Linked DNA regions of Homo sapiens: region 2 is linked to region 1. The links are chromatin loops, found by intact Hi-C in ENCODE. Cell type or tissue: PC-3. All regions are shown on one strand.

What was found. A loop is a pair of places that touch in the nucleus more often than their neighbours do. Peaks named below come from ENCODE experiments on the same cell type or tissue, not always from the same donor. Only the 100,000 strongest peaks of a DNase experiment are listed, where the experiment ranks them.
Region 2: it touches region 1 in a loop (5-fold over the local background); 1 of 110 quality-filtered maps calls a loop at or near these places.

Annotation. Positions count from the first base shown.
Region 1 is chr13:107,796,188-107,798,687 of GRCh38, reverse strand. All of the region lies in intron 1 of NALF1 (NALCN channel auxiliary factor 1), which reads left to right. The region is part of intron 1 of NALF1-IT1 (NALF1 intronic transcript 1); the gene reads left to right. Among named protein-coding and RNA genes, the nearest start is that of NALF1-IT1, 38 kb to the left of the region's middle. In PC-3, no CTCF peak of the experiment used is centred here; a DNase peak (open chromatin) is centred at 1,097; H3K27ac peaks cover 66 bases.
Region 2 is chr13:107,863,448-107,865,947 of GRCh38, reverse strand. NALF1 (NALCN channel auxiliary factor 1) reads left to right here. Exons shown (of 3, transcript NM_001080396.3): 1 at 1-266. Among named protein-coding and RNA genes, the nearest start is that of NALF1, 2.8 kb to the left of the region's middle. In PC-3, no CTCF peak of the experiment used is centred here; no DNase peak of the experiment used is centred here; H3K4me3 peaks cover 1,614 bases.

The DNA of each region.
Region 1 (2,500 bases):
CATTCCAAACTGATAGAATTTTTGGTCTGAATTCCTTGGGGTTGTTTTCTAATAAATTAAATTGTAATCACTTGTTAATCTGCTTCTTAAATATATTTCAAAATTCAGAAGAAAAGGTGAGGAACACAAACACGAGAACTGAAGTAAAGGAAGGATATATAAGATGATAGGGAAAGAAAGAAGAGATTGATAAGGGAAGGAAAGAAGAGATTGATAATAATTGTGCTACCTCAACATAATATTGTAACATTTTGCAATTCTAGTTTCAGAAAATTCTGTTAATATATTAGAGAATTTTTGTTATTAATTTTATAAATAGCATCTCAATTCTGAATGGAAAATGTATTAACCTCTAGAGAGAAGAAGTTAGCATACTAAACTGGCAACATATATTTAATGTACATTTTACTAATTGTGCCCTCTGAAAAGTAATTTTGCATGCAAAGGACAAGAAAATACACAAAACTAAAATTGGCTGCAATCAACCATTGATATTCTCTACTCATTGTTGTTGAATGGACAGATGCCGTAGCGCCCCATATTCCAAAGAATGAAACCAGAAAGCCTAAATCATGGGGAAAATTATGAATCCTTTATTATACATCATCATGTCTCTGTGGCCAAAAATATTGGTTTTCATAGCATAGCAATATACCTGAATACAATCTGCTTATTCCAAGTTGAGGAAAATGGGATATGCTGTTTAAATTGGTTCAAATTGCTTTCAAATTTTTTAAATGTAGAAAAGAAAAGCCATCTTGGGCCATTTATATTAAAATGCATTTCATTAGTTCCATTGAAAGTATTCTTAGGTCAAGAATAGAAAAATAACAAAAAGTATGGTTCACATTTGTTATTCAAATATAAGATTGATTCTTTGGATTGATAAAATTTTTTTTTTTACTTTTATTCTTTTTATCTTCCCCAAAATTAGATATTTGAAAATAAATTAAATGAAATTTATCTTCAAATATAAAATCTGAAAATCAACAATATTTTAGCTTGTGAGTTTCATTCATTCTTCAACCAGACTGGAACGTCCATGAAGATGTGTTGTGTTCATTGATAAAGCCCCAGTGCCCAGAACACTGACTCATGTATCGTACATTCTTAGTAAATATTTGTGGATTACTTACTAAGCAAATGTTTATACAGACTGGGGTTGAAAAACAGGAGGTGGGCCGGGCGCGGTGGCTCACGCCTGTAATCCCAGCACTTTGGGAGGCTGAAGCAGGCGGATCATGAGGTCAGGAGATCGAGACCATCCTGGCCAACACGGTGAAACCCCCTCTCTACTAAAAATACGAAAAAAAAATTAGCCGGGCATGGTGGTGGGCGCCTGTATTCCCAGTTACTGGGGAGGCTGAGGCAGGAGAATGGCATGAACCCGGGAAGCAGAGCTCGCAGTGAGCTAAGATTGTGCCACTGCACTCCAGCCTGGGTGACAGAGCGAGACTCCGTCTCAAAAGACAAAGAAAAGAAAAGAAAAATGGGAGGTGATGAGGAATAGAAATGTAAAAATAAAAAAACAAAACGCCATGCTCACCTGTCAGAGTCAAGGGAGCAAGGGGATCTGGTGGAAGGAAACACGATCACCTCCTGGCTCAGAAAGCTTTTTGGTGGCCATGATCTTTGAAACAAACATGGGGTTCATGAGCAGCTGGAGTACATTTCAGGTTGTGAAGGGCATGCATTTGTGGAAATGGCTGAGGAAGTTTGGTGTTTTGTGGAGAATAAAGGTATGAGTATGACAGAAGTATTGGGCACGTGTAAAATATGGTAAAATAAGGTGATGGAAGAGTATGAGTGTGCCAGAGGTTAGTATTCTCTGTTAAGGAGTTTTTCTTCATTCTGTAATTAGAGGGGTGTCGTTTATGTTTTTATTCAGGTAAGCCTAACTGATAATTCAGAATGATATTTTAGAAAAGTACTCTGATAACGTCATGGAGAATAAGTTGGAATGGGGACTGTTGGGAAGATAGCAGGGAGGTATTTTATGATTGGTGAAGGAGGAAGGACCACCCTAACAGCATAGAGAAGTAACACCAACATGCAGGGAAGGGGAACGACACAAAGGATCAATAAAGCAGCGAGAGTAGTACTTTCAGACTTATTAATAACTGTTGGAAGAAATACAAATTTCACAGAAATTTTAGATGGAGTTGAAATCACAAAATATAATTAAATCTTGACCAGTGAAAAGTGATATTAAATACATCTCAATCATTTGTTCACATCGAATGAGAGAAAATAAAAATGCTCAGAAAATAATGAAGGCAAAAAGATTATCTTAAAACAAAACATTACACAAAAGTATTACATCAAGGCCTCCAAAATTCAATTAATGAATGTAGCTGAGCAATCCCAGAAAAATAAAAGATAAATGTTGACAAATTGGATGTTATTTGATGTGAACAAAAACTATTGTGAATTTATTACCGGGCTCAAGAAGTTAGAAGACCCAAACTACATAAAACACATGAAATGAAATCCTATAATT
Region 2 (2,500 bases), 67 kb before region 1:
ACTTGTCGGATTTTTACCTTTCGTTTTGTAATTCCTACACACTTTGGGAGTTGTTCTCGGGGTTGTCCAGTCCCAACACTTTGAACTGCAGTCTGGATGTGGTGCTCAAGGAAGGCGGCGAGATGACCACTTGCAGGCAGTGCGTCGAGGCTTACCAGGACTATGACCACCATGCTCAGGAGAAATACGAAGAGTTTGAAAGCGTGCTCCACAAATATTTACAGTCGGAGGAGTACTCGGTGAAATCCTGTCCTGAAGACTGTAAGGTAGGAACCCTCGGGGGTTTCCCCCTTTCCTGCACTTTCCTATCTCTGCTTGGTTGGGGTGTCTTCTCAAGTTTATTATTATTATTTTTTGGCTATGGTTTTGTTACTTTGTGTTTTCTGCGGTTATTAAGAGCTTGGCTTGCTGTTTGAGATGAGAATACCTGGTGGATTGCTGGTGGACTGACTGATGCCTTCTTCTGGGAGTCCTTGGAAGATCAGGGAAGTCCCCGGTTATCTGAGATAATCAAGCTGGCACTTTAACTGTTTCTTACATTCATGCAGTTGGCTCAAACTCTGTTACATCTTTTAAGAAAAGGAAGTTGAAAAAGTCTTGTCAGGAAAATAGCAATGAGACTGCACACTGATGCTCACAGGTAAAGTCAGAAGAGTTCGAGACAGGCATGTGTGGTTTGCAATATAGATCTGCACACAGGAACGCTCTCATAGTGACATCATTAAGTTGGTTGAGCAAGAGAAAGTGGTTGTAGTTGTTTCGGTAGTTAAAAAGAATTACCTGTTTTTACAGGGGTAGTTCTGGTTGTTCAGAAAGTCTGGGGGCCTACCTGAGGATATTTACTTTTTTTAAGTTTTCTGTTTCCTCTTGGACATTTGTATAATTATTGATCTGGGACTCACTATGAATGAACAGTTGTAATTAGGTGTCTAGTGATTGACTAGCAATAGGCTATTTATCAGACACACTATGTAATTAGCTTGATTTTCAGTATGCTTTCCAGAAGTATTAAATAGCAAAACGTTGATGATGTAGTTAAAATTTACTGAAATATTTAATAGTCTGTATTATATTTAAGCTCTCCCTGTTCAGTGTAATAAAGAATATAACCCTTGCTGATGGGCAAATGGGAAGCCTGCGCAAGTTTCTTAAGAATTGGTCGATGCAAATGCAACAATAGGCGCAGGTTTTAATAGAAGCGTCTCTGTCCGTGGTGCTGAAATGAGATTTACCCAAGAGCTGTACTGAAGATGAAGATACTGCAGTGACCTTTAGTAGGGAAGATGTAATGACAGTATCTCTATAAGCCTTAATGTTTTGTTCCAAGGGTAATTTCTTACACAACACAATAAACGGGTACTGCTTTTCAAGGGAAATAATACACCACATTCTCTCTCTTTCTCTCCTACTTTCCCAATCCCATATACAAGCAGAACAACTGTTCCTCTGTCTCACTTGCGTTCTGCTGGGAAAATAAAGTCAAGGGTGGTATAGATCAAATAATTTTGTGATTTTTTTGATAAAAGAACTGGACTAAGGGATGCCTATTTTAAATGAACACAGTCGAAAGGCCATATTTTACTTTGGGCGGATTAGTTGTGCTTTTGACAGTTAAATTAAACTCAAACTGACCTTGCCTTATTCTCATTCTTCAAGACCAGAAACACAGCTCTCTGAAAATAGTAAGTCTGAATTTACAACATTAATTTAGAGTGATACTTCACTAGACAAGTGTATCTTAAACTTTTTTATCTATTTTTTTAACCATATCACTTTAACTTATGCCTGGGAATAAAACTTTAATGGTAGAAATTAATAATGAATAACTACTGCAATAATTGCAGTTATTTATTTTGACAAGATATGTTGCATTGAAATTGTAAAGAAAAGGAAACTCTACGTCTTCTAATTCTACTAGTAATAAAAGGATTGCAGAGGGTTCAGTTTAGTTGTGTTTAAGAGTGGTACCCTGTAATAATTATATTTGCCTCCTTCCCTGCATGTAAACCCTAATTTCTGATAATTTCCATTTGTATAACTCAGTATTTAAAAGACAGTCTGTATTGACAATAGACTGCAGCGTATTTTCAAATGAGCATGCCAAATACATCTTAATTTAAATGTTCAAGTAAATATATTAAAAAGTTTTCTTTCCCCTTAACCTAAATTACCTCTCAACTGTATATTTACATCATTTACATAATCATAGCGATAAAGTATAGTGTAAGTTAACTCATTTATAACGTTATTGCCTACTTCTGGATTATGTTTTTGTGTAAAGTAGAAGTTAATTGTAGGCACAAAAAAGCACATTATGAAAACCTTAATTTCTTTAAAAACTTAGTCTTCGCCTTGATAAGTAAATGCAGACACTTGATTTCTTATCACCGCAATGGAGAATTAATTGCATGTTATGTCGTGCAGACGTTTATTGGTTGTGGGGTGTTTTTTTGTTGTGGTTTCTTGTAAACTTGAAATATTTATTCCATAATAGCTGTTG